2 separate regions of the Homo sapiens genome follow, and region 1 is linked to region 2. The links are chromatin loops, found by intact Hi-C in ENCODE. Cell type or tissue: OCI-LY7. All regions are shown on one strand. Links, peaks and the distances in the headings refer to the core of each region. The heading gives the core; the rest is flanking DNA.

Region 1 (2,866 bases), core at 1-2,500, 260 kb after region 2:
GGAATGGCACTGATAGGCTTCTTGTAGATGGTAATGAGCTTGTCCAGGACCACGATGGCGGTGGTGAAGACGCGGTAGGAGTGCAGGAAGGTGTTGAGGAAGTCGATGCTCAGGAAGCGCAGGTCCGTCAGCCTCTCCAGCAGCCGCTCCACACTGGCGTAGCGGATCTGCAGCACTTTGCAGGAGTTCATGGTTTTGCTGAAGCGAATGTCAACATCATCACAATATAAGGAGGCGTCGGACCTGAGAGGGGAGGAAGGATGCAGAGGTGATGTGGGTCTAAAGGCATCTGAATGGCACCCACCAGGCCTGCTCATCACTGCTTCCCCCACACACTGACAACACAGGATGGTCTTATTAAGAGAACAAGCTTGGGAAGGATGACACTGAAGGAGGGCTACAACTTCTTTTTCCCAATATCCTAAAAACTCTCCATTATAAAACCCCTAGAAATACTGGAGAAGTATTACAAATTTAAAAACATTTGTTGTTGAGTTCACAAGACGTAAGGAACTCTGTTTACACAAATGTGTATGTGGATGGGGTGCAGTGGCTCACGCCTGTAATCCCAGCACTTTGGGAGGCTGAGGTGGGAGGATCACTTGAGGTCAGGAGCTCAAGACCAGCCTGGGCAACATGGCGAAACCCTGTCTCTCTTAAAAATACAAAAGTTAGCTAGGTGTGGTGGCCCATACCTGTAATACCAGTTACTAGGGAGGCTGAGGCACAAGAATCGCTTGAACCCTGGAGATGGAGGTTGCAGTGAGCCGAGACTGTGACACTGCCCTCCAGCCTGGGTGACACAGCGAGACTCTGCCTCAAAAAAAAATATGTGTACATGAATGTTCTTAGCAGCATTATTTGTAATAGCCCCAAAGTGGAAACTACCCAGGTGTCCATCAGCTGATACATGGAAAAACAAAATGTGGTCTATTTGATCTGCTAGCAGCTGTCAAGATGTAAGGACAGGTGTCCAGTGCAGTTAGCCAGAACAAAGGGGCTAAGATGGGGTGAACTTGCAGGGGTCTTGTTTCAGCTGCTTGTGAACTTGAGGTCAGCAGCCTCTACAGGGCATAGTGGGAACCAGTGGCCCTGAAGGCTGCTGTACCACACAGCGCCCTCTGGTGCTTACGCCACTGGAATCGTCTTTTATTGGTCATCCAATGGGAGCTATTAGGACTCTTGGGCAACTCTGGGTTTTCATTTTTTGGATGTTGTGAGTCTTTGTAATCATGTTTTACTTTTTGTTTTGACTACCAAGAATCTTAGAATCAAATATAGTGCTCATTTCTTTTTATTTACTTCTTTATTTTTTGTTTGTCCTTATTACTTACATGCTGATGGCCGTATCTAGTTTTTTTTTTTTTTTTTTTTAATGAGATAAGGTCTCATTTGCTCAGGCTGGAGTACAGTGCGGTGGTGTGATCATGGCTCACTGCAGCCTTGCTCTCCTGGGCTCAAGTGATCCTCCTGCCTTACCCTCCCCAGTAGCTGGGATTACAGGTACATGCCACTATGCCTCGCTAATTTTTGTATTTTTTGGTAGAGACACGGTTTCACCATGTTGCCCAGGCTGGTCTCGAATTCCAGGGCTCAAGCAATCCTCCTGCCTTGGCCTCCCAAAGTGCTGGGATGACAGGTGTGAGCCACTGTGCCCAGACTATCTAGTTTTTCTTTTTTTTTTTTTCTGTTTTTTGAGATGGAGTCTTGCTCTGTCACCCAAGCTGGAGTGCCTCTGCCTCCACGATTCAAGTGATTCTCCTGCCTCAGCCTCCCGAGTAGCTGGGATTACAGGCATGCGCCACCACGCCCAGCTAATTTTTGTATTCTTAGTAGAGATGGGGTTTCACCATGTTGGCCAGGCTGGTCTCAAACTCTTGACCTCTTGATCCACCTGCCTTGGCCTCCCAGAGTGCTGGGATTACAGGCGTGAGCCACCGCACCTGGCTCACCTGTTCTTTCGAGGGTATCTTCTACCTAGGAGTGCAGATAGTGCTCAGAGGAAGTGAGCAAATGGACATAGCATCCCTTTCACACTGTCTTTCTTAAATACTTTTCTTTGGAAGCATTCTTGGGATTTGAAATAAATAAACTTTATCGAGTGCCTTCAATGAGCAGGGCAGTGGGATTTCTTTTTAGGATGAGAACAATATGGGAAAAGCACAGGGCCCGTAAAGATACTGCAGTTCAAAAAGAGAGCATTCCAAAGAAACCGAGGAAATGCTGCCTTCTAAGTTAGCTTTGCTGCAAGACACAAAACATTTTAGAAAACTCCTGATTTGGTTTCCACCAAGATTCAGGAAAGTATACACTGCATCTATGGGACCTTGAGAAGCAACCATGAAGAGGGAGTAATCCAAGGTCAGAAGGATTTCCTGGACATGAAAAACAAGAGTGCTAAATTGAAGGCTGGGACGGATGCAGCAAATGGCAGATCGGACACTCAGAAAATCTGAGTGGTCTATTAAACACATTTGAGAAAGTCCCCTAGAACTCAGAGAAGGACAAAGAGGTTGAAATGACAGAAAATGGAAGCAACACAGAGTGGACAGAGAGGGGACCTCTCACTACCGTGAGACAAAGTAGCAAACGAGAGAAGCCACGCCTGCTCATTTCTGCTTGCTGGCATGACTCCACAAGGCCCCTGACTCCGTGACGATGTGCAGCGCTCCGGAAAGATGCTTTGAGGACAAAGCAGGCCAGAGCACATGGCCTCCCAGGTCTCTTGCCTGAGTCTCTATTCTCCCTACAAGATAAATGACCCTCGTCTTTGCCTTTCCCAAACATAATATGACGTCTGATAAGGTTAGTGATGACACCTCTGTCATCTCTAACCAGACGCACTCTCAGGCCCAAACCTTGATGT
Region 2 (2,904 bases), core at 281-2,780:
CCCAGGTTCAAGCGATTCTCATGCCTCAGCCTCCTGAGTAGCTGGGATTACAGGCACCCGCCACCACGCCCAATTCATTTTTTTTTTTTTTTTGTAGAGACAGGTTTTGCCATGTTGGCCAGGCTGGTCTCCAACTCCTGACCTCAAGTGATCTGCCTGCCTCAGCCTCCCAAAGTGCTAGGATTACAGGCATGATTACCCACATCTGCCAGCTTGGGCACGGAGCCTGTTTCAAGAGCCCCCAGGCTCAGCCATGGAGCCTGGGGGACTTTGGGACCGTGGGGGCTGGCCCTGGTACCTGCGTCCAGCTGGGATGCTCTGCACCTGCAGCCAGGAGTCATCCACGGGCCCCCGTGGGCGTGCTGACAGTGGTCGTGTTGATGTTCACCGATGTTGCTGGGTGCCTCCGTCAGCACGTGGCGCTTGCGCAGCATCTCGCCGCCCCACTGTGCCTTCTCTGCCAACTCCTCCATCAGCGTGTTCTGGTCCCCATGCGAGTACAGGTTGGACAGCAGCTCTGAGAAGATGAATTCCTTGGTCTGAGAGTGGGCAAAGAGGGAAGGAGGTTGGGACCTGATACCTGTGCCACCCTGGCCACCCCGCTGGGCCCTGCTAGGACTGTGTGCTGGACTTGGAGCCCCAAGTATGGCTTTTCAGATGCGGCTTCTACACTGCTTCAACTTGAAGATCTGCGTCCCCACTGCCTTTTCTCACTCAGATGGGGACACTGAAGTCCAGAGGAAAAGCCACCTGTCCAAGGTCACAGATCTGGAAGGGGACCCAGGACCTGTCATGCCACCAGGACACCTGTCTACTCAGTTTAAAAAAATTTTTTTTGGAGGTAGGATGTCGTTCTGTCACCAGGCTGGGGTACCGTGGATGAGATCACCACTCACTGCAGCCTCAACCTCCTGGGCTCAAAGTGATGCTCCAACATCAGCCTGTTGAGTAGCTAGGACTACAGGCACGTGCCACCACCAAGCCCAGCTATTTTTTAAATTTTTGTGTAGAGACCAGGTCTCACTATGTTGCCCAGGTTTGTCTCAAACTCCCGGGCTCAAGTGATCCTTGACTTGGAAGAGCCCTGTGTTTCTGGCCTGGGCAGCCAAGTATTCAGGAACCCTCCCTGGCCACACGGTCATTGCCTGTTCTGGGCCACCCTCATCCGTATATCCCCTGGACCGCAGCTGTTGGCTGCTCTGACCCTGAGAGCCGATTTGGACAATGGGAGCTGAGGTGCTGGCTGAGGCCATGCCAGGCTTCCTGGAGGTCATCGCTATTTTTAGTCTTTTACTGGGGAGTGTGTTTGTAATAGTTTCAGGCTTACTAATAGCACCAACAAGAGTGCCCTGATTTCTGCCAAATGAGGAGGGATATGGGAATCATATTTGCGGGGGAAATTTGATTCTGAGTCCTGGGGTGAGCCTGGGGGGTTTCTGTTCATCTCGTGTTGGGTCAGGATTGCCGAGAGTGACAGGGAGTGAGCTCACCCATGCCGACAGCTAGGGCAGTGTTGGGAGCGCCGCTGCCCTCAGTTCTGTACTGGGTCCCAGGCGCTGCCAGGAGGAGCCGAGGCGAGTGGGCGTGGCTCTGGCGAGTGCCCGCCCCTTCCCTGGCACCGCAGGCCGACCTGGCCCCTCCCACACTGCTGGGCCTTGCATGGTCCTGCAGCGCCTCCTTGTGAGCGGCTCGCGGTACGGTCTCCCCTGCAGCTTGCTTTAGAAAGCGGGGTCGCCACACCAACAGGTGCTTTAAAGAGTGCCAAGGCGGTGGCAGGCTCCCCGCTGTTATCAAGACTGCAGGGGCCCATAACCCGCCTCTGGGCTGGAGCCTCAGTGTTTTAATGAGCTTCCCAGACTAGTGGTTGCAAGGAGGCCAGTCCTGCAGCACAGCGATTGGCCTTCAGAAACACAGGGAGGGAGTTGTGTGGTCAGCTGCATTCAGGAGACGGGAGTTACACAGGATTGAACCACGTTCTGCAGCAGGACTTCTAGGAGCCTTTTAAGGCGCTGAGCATCGTCTCCCAAATTTAGCTGACCATGGGACACCTTCTCATCTCCCAGAGGAACCTTCCAGGCCTGAGGCAGAGGTGGGGTCTGGCTTCCCGGGTGCCAGCCTGGGCCGAGGGGTCTCTGTCAGCTCCTGACTGAGGAGCAAATGAAGAATTATACTTCGGGCTCGTGTTCTGCAGCACAGGAGTGTTGGGCGCCGTAGGTTTGGGGTTTGTGGGGGCTGTGGGCTGACAGCTGTTGGGGAGAAAGGACTGGTGGTGGGGACCCTGTGCCCCGTTCACACGGAGCCTCCTCCCACCTGCTGGGGCTGGCAGCCCGGTCTGCAGAGCCAGGCAGGAGGCGGAACCTGAGAAATCCACACGCGGGGACCCCTGTGCTTGGGCGTTCTCTGTTCTCTGGTGCTCCCATGTTCCAGAACACACACTGGTGAATTCGGAATTTAAATAAAGCTGGCCTTTCTGACCTTAAGCCTCTGGATGAGAGTTAAGCATGTCCAGGTAGTAGTGGGTGTTTTGAAACATAAAAGGTTGCACCCTCGTGTGTGCCTGTGTTAAAAGGAGCCCACGCAGCCGACAGCAGCAGGAGCAAATGGCCTGCTCTGATGGGGACAGGCAGGAAGTCCTTCGGGGCATTTCTGTTTCATCACAGCTTTTCCTGGGGCTGGTGAGTCTGTTGGGCCTTTGGTTGACAGGGAAGCGCATGAGCCCATGTTGGTGGATACAAAGCATCTGGGGCCTGGCAGAATCCAGAGAGGGGAAGATGGTGGCCCCAGTGTTGGAGGAACTGGCCTATTTTGTGATCCCCAGAGACCAGTGTGACTGACCCATTAGTGCTACAAATCCATAGCCAGGCCTCAGGACAGCTTTTGGTTTTGTTTTTATTAAGCCACTGA

The links. Hi-C counts contacts between places; a loop is a spot of excess contacts. Peaks named below come from ENCODE experiments on the same cell type or tissue, not always from the same donor. Only the 100,000 strongest peaks of a DNase experiment are listed, where the experiment ranks them.
Region 1: it touches region 2 in a loop (2.4-fold over the local background); 3 of 110 quality-filtered maps call a loop at or near these places.

The regions. Positions count from the first base shown.
Region 1 is chr15:79,006,192-79,009,057 of GRCh38, forward strand. RASGRF1 (Ras protein specific guanine nucleotide releasing factor 1) reads right to left here. Exons shown (of 27, transcript NM_001145648.3): 14 at 1-243. All of the region lies in intron 2 of LOC105370917 (a long non-coding RNA gene), which reads left to right. Among named protein-coding and RNA genes, the nearest start is that of CTSH, 63 kb to the left of the region's middle. RefSeq lists an enhancer at 1-499 and a silencer at 936-1,230. In OCI-LY7, for the core only: a CTCF peak has its summit at 1,122 (motif pointing left); a DNase peak (open chromatin) is centred at 990; H3K27ac peaks cover 1,243 bases.
Region 2 is chr15:78,749,563-78,752,466 of GRCh38, forward strand. It overlaps the pseudogene LOC646938. Among named protein-coding and RNA genes, the nearest start is that of ADAMTS7, 60 kb to the right of the region's middle. In OCI-LY7, for the core only: a CTCF peak has its summit at 1,662 (motif pointing left); a DNase peak (open chromatin) is centred at 1,659.